3 separate regions of the Homo sapiens genome follow, and all the other regions are linked to region 2. Evidence: chromatin contacts called from ENCODE Hi-C or POLR2A ChIA-PET data. All regions are on one chromosome and are shown on one strand. Each heading gives the region's core, a stretch centred on a gene start or an enhancer-like site at or near the end of the contact. The rest is flanking DNA. Distances are from core to core; before and after follow the strand shown.

Region 1 (2,924 bases), core at 362-2,861, 330 kb before region 2:
CAGGCTGAAGTGCAGTGGCGCGATCTCGGCTTACTACAAGCTCTGCCTCCCAGGTTCACGCCATTCTCCTGCCTCAGCCTCCCGAGTAGCTGGGACTACAGGTGCCCGCCACCACACCCGGCTAATTTTTTGTATTTTTAGTAGAGACGGGGTTTCACCGTGTTAGCCAGGATGGTCTCGATCTCCTGACGTTGTGATCTGCCCGCCTCAGCCTCCCAAAGTGCTGGGATTACAAGCGTGAGCCACCGCGCCTGGCCAAAAATAATTTTAAGTAATGTAATTTTTTTTTTTTTTTTTTTTGAGACAGAGTCTTTCTCTGTCGCCCAGGCCAGAGTGCAATGGCATGATCTCCGCTGACTGCAACCTCCGCCTATTGGGTTCAAGTGATTCTTGTGCCTCAGCTTCCCGAGTAACTGGGATTACAGGCACCCACCATCATGCCCAGCTAATTTTTATATTTTTAGTACAGACGGGGTTTCCCCGTGTTGGCCAGGCTGATCTCAAACTCCTGACCTCAGGTGATCCACCCACCTCGGCCTCCCAAAGTGCTGGGATTACAGGTGTGAGCCACCGCGCCCGGCCTTAAGTAATATAATCTGTATTATAGTACTTAATATATTCCTTTTGAGAGTGTGTGTGTGTGTATATATATATGTATATATATATATATATGTATGTGTATATATACACACACACACATATTTAATTTTTAAAAGAGAGGTGGGATTTCATTGTGTTGCCCAGGTTGCTCTTGAACTCCTGGGCTCAAATGATCCTCCCACCTCAGCCTCCCAAAGTGCTGAGATTACAGGTGTGAGCCACCTTCCTGTCCAAATATATATATGTATATATATGTATTTTTTAACTTATATTTTGGGTTCAGGCATACATGTGAAGGTTTGTTACACAGGTAAACTCATGTCACAGGGTTTTTTTGTACAGATTATTTAATCACCCAGGTTAATTATTAAACCCAATACCCAATAGTTATGTTTTCTGCTCCTCCTCTTCCTCCCACCCTCCACCCTCAAGTAGACACCAGTATCTATTGTTTCCTTCTTTGTATTCATAAGTTCTCATCATTTAGCTCCCCAAAATATATTTTTTACTTGATTTTCCTACCTAAAAATGGAAAGCTGAAAACAAGTACTATTGTATATATTTTTGCCATTAAATAAGTATCCTAAAGTTGAAATTTTGTGCTTGGTGCTGATAAGAAGCTGATTATTAGGGCCTGGCACGGTGGCTCACACCTGTAATCCCAGCACTTTGGGAGGCCGAGGTGGGTGGATCACCTGAGGTCAGGAGTTTGAGACCAGCCTGGCCAACATAGGGAAACCACATCTCAACTAAAAATACAAAAATTAGCTGGGCCTGGTGGCACAGGCCTGTAATCCCAGGTAGTTGGGAGGCTGAGGCAGGATTGCTGCTTGAACTCAGGATGTGGAGGTTGCAGTGAGCCAAGATCACACCACTGCACTGCAGCCTGGACAACAGAGTGAGACTGTCTCAAAAAAAAAAAAAAAAAAAAAAAGAAGCAGCAGCAGCTGATTATTCATACTTTAAATGAAAAGAGAATTCTACGTAAATAAAATATGCAAGTGGGGATCTAGCAAAAGTTTCTGCGCTGTTGCAGGGCCTGGATTTGATTTTCTATCAAATCCTTCCATTTACTTTCAGTAAATTTCTGCTCCTGCAAGTAAATGGAAGGATTTGATAGGAAACAGCAGCAAGTGAGTGGCTTCTGGTAGTTATTTCTCACGCTGAGCGGCTGCCTTCTCTCCAAGTTTTACTCACTTCCACTATTACTTTCACTCTTAGTGTCCTGCTATTATTTCAGTGCAGTCTTGAAAACATTCTCCATAATTTAGCCAGTGCTCTGAAGTAGGTCTTCTCTAGGTTGCTGATTTCAGCCCTGAGCATCTTTACAGAGCAGAATTATTAGAAGATGGAACATGACTCAGGGCTGCTGCTTTTATTCTCCCCGCATAACATTAACCACTTTTCTTTTTTTTTTTTTTTTTTTTTTGAGTCAGAGTCTCGCTCGGTCACCCAGGCTGGAGTTCAGTGGTGAGATCTCAGCTCATGCAACCTCCACCTCCTGGGTTCAAGGGATTCTCCTGCCTCAGCCTCCTGAGTAGCTGGGTGGGACTACAGGTGCTTGCCACCATGCCTGGCTAATTTTTGCATTTTCAGTAGAGACTGGGTTTCACCATGTTGGCCAGGTTGGTCTTGAACTCCTGGCCTCAAGTGATCCACCTACCTCAGCCTCCCAAAGTGTTGAGATTACAGGCGTGAGCCACTGCACCCAGCCAACCACTTTTTTTCTTATTTGCACACAGGGAAAGAAGGAAAACCACTTATTTCTGTTGTCAATCTAAGTTTTATCTCTGTTCCATTTACCTGTTACACACTTCATTTATAAGTTATTTTCTTTTTCTTTTTTCTTTTTTTTTCTTTTGAGACAGAGTCTCGCTCTGTTGCCCAGGCTGGAGTGCAATGGCACCATCTCGGCTCACTGCAACCTCTGCCTCCTGGGTTCAAGCAATTCTGCTGCCTCAGCCTCCCGAGTAGCTGGGATTACAGGCACCCACCACTGTGCCTGGCTAATTTTTGTATTTTTAGTAGACACGGGGTTTCGCCATGTTGTCCAGGCTGGTTTTGGACTCCTGACCTCAGGTGATCCACCTGCCTCGGCCTCCCAAAGTGCTGGGATTGCAGGCATGAGCCACCATGCCCAACCTTATAAGTTATTTTCATTTAACTACTTTATTAATGAAAAAAAGGCTTCCTTTTCAAATTCCGGGGGACAAGTTTATTACCAAATTATTTGTGTCCAGTCCAGCTCCTTCCTCTTTACCTCAGGGAGGGAGTTGCTCCTCTCCTGCTCAAGATCAGTGCTACCTGACACGTGGTTCCAGGGC
Region 2 (3,052 bases), core at 546-3,045:
GCACACCCAGAGAAAAGCTGGTACATATGTCAGTGCCACTCAGTGGCCTGGGCCTGCTTGCTGCCCAAGAGCAGTGAGAGGGGTGAGTGCAGACGCCAGAGCCGACTGGTGTGGTCCGCGCCAGGCCTTGTCAGTGCTGCTGTGCTCCATGGAGACTGGGATCAGAGGACAACTGTGCCCAACAGATGCTCAGCTTACCAGCCACTGTGCCTCCATAAAACTGGGGAGTCATGGGGGAGCGAGCAAGAGAAAGAGAGAGAGAGACCTACAGGTGTGCAGTACCTGATAGAAACAGTGACCTCGCCCACTGGAAAAGCTGTCCTCACCAGTGTCTTGGCACCTGCTTATTAACTCATTTTGGGGAAAGCAGGGCACCAGTAGAATCAGGGTAGAAACCCCCCACCCTCGTATTTTCAAATGTACCTGAACAAGCATTCACAGCTTCCAACTATTGTGCAATAAACAGCAAAAAAAAAAAAAGTCCTTGAACCAAAATTGTCCTTAGCTGCTCTGCCCTCTAAGATGGGGCATAGTTTACATGGGAGTTGGGGGAGGACTCCATGTTTGCCCCTTCCCCTTGCTGAGATGGCTGGGGGTGGGGGCTGGAAAAAGTTGGATTCAGCAGAATGTAATTTGGAAAACATGGCTCTGGAGCACCATCCCCTCTGGCCCCTGAATCCTCACCAGCTTCCACCCTCTGCTCACCTTGGGCCCTGGATTCCAGCGCCCCCAGGCTCCCAGCTGCCTCCCTGTCTCTGCCCCATGGTCCAGCCTGGAGTTCTGGTCCCTGGTTGTGTCCTGTGGCCCCATTCTCATGCGCCCTTTGCTTCTATTTCTTTACCTATGACTTTATACTGATGTAAAGCGAGTCTTCTCGGTCGCTTCTTGTTCTCTGAGGAATGTTGAATCAGAATCTAAATGGAAAATCTGGGAAGAGATAGAACCTCCCGCGGGAGCCACCCTGCCCTTCCATGTCTAGATCATCTGGGTTCCAACCTCCATCCTCCTCCAATGAGAAGCTTTTGTTCTCTCAAGATTCCAGTGACTTCTCCGAAGCTCTCTTCATCCCTGGCTGTTCCAAGGTGGCCCCATAGTCAAGATTCCTTAAACCCTTGCCCCTTAAAATGTTTGCCTTTCTTACCATGCTGGCTCCAGCCTCTGGTCCCAGGGGTGTGGAGAGTTCTCTCTTACTTCTGGCTGATTTCCAGGAAGGCTAAGAACACTCTCCCCAGGTTATAATGCTGAGCATTTTGGTTCTCTCCAGCCCTGGGTCCCCATGTCAGGACCTACCTTAGTCCAGTCCATGCTCTCCCATGGGCCTGAGAGAAGATTTGAAGTTTCTGGCTTTCCCTCCAACCCTCCAACTCTCACCCCCAGCCATTTCAGCAAGGGGAAGGGGCAAACATGGAGTTTTCCCCCCAACTCCCATGTAAACTATGCCCCCTCTTAAGAGGGCAGAGCAGCTAAGGACTATTTTGGTTCAAGGACATTTTTTTTTTTTTTGCTGTCCATTGCACAAGCAAGTGGACTCCCGGAAGCCAGCCCTGCTCGTCCTCTGGGCCCTCCTTTCCCTGGTCCTGCAGGTCTTGCTGCTTGTCAGGCCTCTCCTCCAACCGTCTGCCACATTTCAGAAAAGCTGAGAACCCCTTGGAGTGAAAAAGGAGGAGAAACACGGTGTCTGTATCCCAGCAGGAAGTTAAATAAATACTTTCACTTTTCTTTTCCCCATTTGGGCAGAAATCTGTGAGGGTGAGTCAGTCTGTCGGCCGACTTCCTGCTCCGGGTCAGGGCAGCCACACTGCACGCAGGCTGGGCCGACTGGGGAGCTCATAGGCCAGGCTCTGACACCCAGGCAGGGCCTAGGGTGGGACGATGGCAGGTGGGGGCAGCGACCTGAGCACCAGGTGAGTCTTTATCTCTCTTCCTTTCACCTTTATCTCTGGCAGTATTGGAGCTTTCATGCCTGTAGTTCAGTTTCTGTCTAAAGCTTCAGTTTAGTCCTGCTTTGCAAGAACATAGGTAGGTAGTGTAATATAATGGAATAAAAGAGAATGTAATAAGGAAATCAGATTTTTACAACTGCAGCAGGACAGCTGTTTGTGTGAGTCCAGCTTGCCATAACACAGATGACTTTTCTTGTTTTGAAACTACTGCTCAGCTGGCGGGGACACTCTGAACAGTCGTTTCAGTCATTTGTGACTGAGAGTTATTATTTCCTCATGAGAATGAGGAACACAAATTATATGTTTGTGTTTCAACAAACATTTCCTCATGATCTCCCAACCCTTTCACATCCCTCTGCCCTCTCTACCTTCACATATGTCATGTCAAAGAAGGTAGTTTGGAAATAGACACTCCAGGGTAAACAGCTGGCTTACTTTTAAACATTGGAAACTGTGGTTTCACCTGTCTTGGCAAGGGGCCTCAGTCAGCTTTGGGGCTATTTCCTTGACTGACTCAGGGTGTGAGTTCTGATACAATTGACCTTGATCCAAAGAAGGAAAAAGAAGAAAAAGGCCCAGGATGGCAGAAAGCTAAATATTTTTATTTTTACTTCAATTTCCTGTCCCAAGATGGGGGATGCCTCTGACCAGAAAAGAGATGGAAATCCTATCTTTTCTCTAGTAACGAGTTTATAAATAACATTACGTAATCTTTTTATTTTATTTCATTTTTTTGAGACAGGGTCTCACTCTGTCAACCAGGCTGGAGTGCAGTGGCACAATCCCGGCTCACTGCAACCTCTGTCTCCTGGGTTCAAGCGATTTTAATCTTTTAAATTTTTTAATACAAAAGAAATACATTACATTCTTACTCATAAAATTTCAAACAGTGGAGAAGTGTATAAACGAAAAAGTCTTCTTCACCACTCACTTCGCCTTGTAGCTTCCTTTCACAGTCTTGTGAAGAGTCTTCGGCATAACTTTTCTCATATTTTTCGATGCATTTACGTGTATGAAGTATGTTTTTGTAAACATATAATTTGTGTTCTCGTTTTGTAATAAATGGAATTACATTGTGCGTGCTATTCTGCATTTTGCATTTCTACTCA
Region 3 (2,845 bases), core at 299-2,798, 320 kb after region 2:
TTTATCCTCCATAAGTCGTTGGTTTGGAGGTGGACACATCTTTAACTGGGCCGATCGGAGTGGCTCTCAGCACTCTCTCTTAGAATAGTGGGACAGAGGGCTCCTCGAGAAGGATGTGAGCCACTAGACATGAACCAGAAAGCATAAGGCTTGGATTACATCTGGCAACAGCCATCTTCAGATGCAGCCAACAGGGTGGGCAACAGAGCAGAGAGACTCAAAGGTCCTGGGTCATGGGAGATGTCTTAAAACCGCAAGATCAGTCTGCCCTGAAACATTGAATGTCTTACAGTCAAAGGCTTTATAGTTAAACCAGTTTAACTGAGATCTGGCATTCTTGCAGCCCAAAGCTTCCCAGCTGACAAGCTGGCAACACAGGGCAGATTGTACCATCTCAAGCCAAGTGAGGGGCTTTAAAAGAATCCACTGGAGGCTGGCTGCAGGGGCTCGTGCCTGTAATCCCAGCACTTTAGGAGGCTGAGGCGAGTGGATCACCTGAGGTCAGGAGTTCGAGACCAGCCTAACCAACATGATGCAACCCCATCTCTACTAAAAATACAAAATCAGCTGTGCATGGTGGCACACGCCTGTAATCCCAGCTACTTGGAAGGCTGAGGCAGGAGAATCACTTGAACCCGGGAGGTAGAGGTTGCAGTGAGCCAAGATCACGCCATTGCACTCCAGCCTGGGCTACAGAGCGAGACTCCATCTCAAAAAATAAAAATAAATTTAAAAATTAAAAAATAAGGAATCCCTTGGAGAGATAGACACGAAGGACTCGGGACTGAAGCCACACCCAAAGAATCTATAGCCTGGAGGCCATGGCTGGAACTCACCCTGCTTGGCAAATACAGGAAGAGACATGACGGTGGTGGAAAGGGCCTGCACTTCCAGAGCCTGGTGGGACAAGGATGGATGTGCATCTCCCAGAGGCCAGAGATGGGCTCGCTGAAAGGAGCTGGGCCAGGTCTCCTTGAGAGAGACTCTGCCCAGGAGAACTTGCTGCAAGTAAAGCAGGGGAATGAACCAGAAAGCAGGGACCCTGCATTGGTGATCAATTGGGCAGCAGGAGGTGTCATCCAGTTCCCTGGAGTTCCCACTTAAAATTACAACAGAGCAGGTCAACCAAAGCCCTTCCTGCCCCTCACCTCTCTTCCCCTGCCCACTCTAGTCCTGCAGAGACCAAAAGAACAGGTGGCGAAGGAGACCAGAGGTTGAGAGTCAGAAAAGCGATCAGACCACTCCCCACAGTTCCTGGACTAAGACAGGCCCCAGCTGAAGCAGGGTAGAGGGCGTTAGTAGGATAAAATATTGAATATTAGAAGAGATAAGACTTTTTTTAATTATTAAAAGGAGTCTGTTCTTATAACTAAAAGGTCCTGGAAAAACTGTGGGCCATCCCCAGATTTTAACCAGGTCTAGTGAGCACTGTTGTGCCCACATCCCGGGCATTCAACCTACGCAGGAAGGCCTTGTATTGCCAATACCCGAGCCTCTGCCCAACAGCTTTTATCTGGCCAGGGAGGGTGCTCAACGCTTGAGCAAGGCAAACAGGAAGTGCTGGAGTGGTCAAGTGCCTGGAAGTAGTCTTCAACCAAGGAGGGACAGGAAGTCATTGGGTAAGTACCACAGCTTCCTGCCCCTCAGTCGGGATAATGCTGTGACCTCTGGTCTGAAAACTCACTCTTTAATGGCCCATTCCCTTTCCTATCTTACTTCCTCACTATTTATACCCAGTTCACGTCTCAGGGTCTGTTTCCAGGGACACCCAAACCAAGACAGCAGAAATAGACAAGATGATGTCAAACAGCAGGTTTGAGTGGGCAGGAGGGCAGGGGACACGGGAGCGGGGGTGGGATGTTTCCTGTCACTTGTCTATCCAATAAACCAATCACTCAATTATTTTACTCATAATCAAGTTTCCTGCCTAAAACCTGGGGACAAGAGGCAGTGGGAGTTTTTCATTCTCTTCTGCATGTTCACCACATCTTGAAACTGAAGCTAAATACAGTTAGATACTCATCACATGGCTCTTCTGACTTCTTCCTGCCTCTTGAACTTTCCGTTTCCTCCCATGGTGCCTTTAAGAGTGGGGCAAAGTGCATACAGGGCTCGAGCTCACATGAAGTGAGCTTATAGAGCTGGGGTACTTTGGCTGATCTACGTCAGGGTAGCTAGTTTCCAATAGCCCAAGGGCCTTACTTTGTTTTTTCCTTTTTTAAAAATTAAAGTGTAATCTACCTACAGTAAAATTCAGTCTTTTTTCTTTTTTTTTTTCTTTTTTGAGACAGGGTCTCACTCTGTCACCAAGGCCAGAGTGCAGTGACACCATCCTGGCTCACTGCAGCCTTGACCTCCCTGGGCTCAGGTGATCCTCCCACCTCAGGCTCCCGAGTAGCTGGGACCACAGGAGCTCACCACCACACCCAGCTAATTTTTGTATTTTTAGCAGAGACAGAGTTTCACCATCGTGGCCAGGCTGGTCTCTAACTCCTAGCCTCAAGTGATCTGCCCACCTCGGCCTCCCAAAGTGGCGGGATTACAGGCATGAGCCATGGTGCCCTTGCGCCCTACCCTTTCTGATAGTTTCTCAAGTGCAGGAGTAGGGTGAGGCAAGAGAAGAGGAGAGTGAATGCCTCCTCACAATTTTGTGTCTTAGATACCTCTCTTGCCTCATTCCAGTCCCAGCCCTGGTTGTTCTACATAATACTTCCTTAAAATTTTTTATTTCTGGAGCATGCATGGTGGCTCACACCTATAATCCCAGCACTTTGGGAGGCGGGCAGATTTCTTGAGCCTAGGAGTTCAAAACCAGCCTGGGCAACACAGAGACCTTGTCTCTACA

Evidence for each region. Hi-C counts contacts between places; a loop is a spot of excess contacts on that map. ChIA-PET counts read pairs that join two places held with the same protein, here RNA polymerase II (POLR2A). Pooled maps may share reads with other maps.
Region 1: a pooled map shows a loop between it and region 2 (2.8-fold over the local background). The contact joins the enhancer-like site here to the promoter of SP140L in region 2. A Hi-C loop is called at or near these places in 5 of 50 pooled maps.
Region 3: a loop to region 2 is called in a pooled map, with 4 times the contacts of the local background. The contact joins the enhancer-like site here to the promoter of SP140L in region 2. A Hi-C loop is called at or near these places in 1 of 37 single-sample maps with no recorded cell type and 8 of 50 pooled maps. POLR2A ChIA-PET finds 5 or more read pairs at or near these places in 4 of 52 experiments (CD4-positive, alpha-beta T cell, Panc1, activated CD4-positive, alpha-beta memory T cell and 1 more).

Annotation. Positions count from the first base shown.
Region 1 is chr2:229,998,845-230,001,768 of GRCh38, forward strand. All of the region lies in intron 3 of FBXO36 (F-box protein 36), which reads left to right. Among named protein-coding and RNA genes, the nearest start is that of SLC16A14, 69 kb to the right of the region's middle. Within about 2 kb of position 1,612, at least 2 of the 41 ENCODE cell types and tissues checked have a DNase peak (open chromatin) inside an H3K27ac peak, as active enhancers do.
Region 2 is chr2:230,325,398-230,328,449 of GRCh38, forward strand. It overlaps SP140L (SP140 nuclear body protein like), which reads left to right and starts at 1,796. Exons shown (of 19, transcript NM_138402.6): 1 at 1,796-1,904. The coding sequence starts at 1,873. RefSeq lists an enhancer at 1,470-1,939.
Region 3 is chr2:230,642,108-230,644,952 of GRCh38, forward strand. No RefSeq gene overlaps it. Among named protein-coding and RNA genes, the nearest start is that of LINC01907, 57 kb to the right of the region's middle. RefSeq lists an enhancer at 2,356-2,525. Within about 2 kb of position 1,549, at least 14 of the 41 ENCODE cell types and tissues checked have a DNase peak (open chromatin) inside an H3K27ac peak, as active enhancers do; they include CD4-positive, alpha-beta T cell, where a contact is called at or near this core.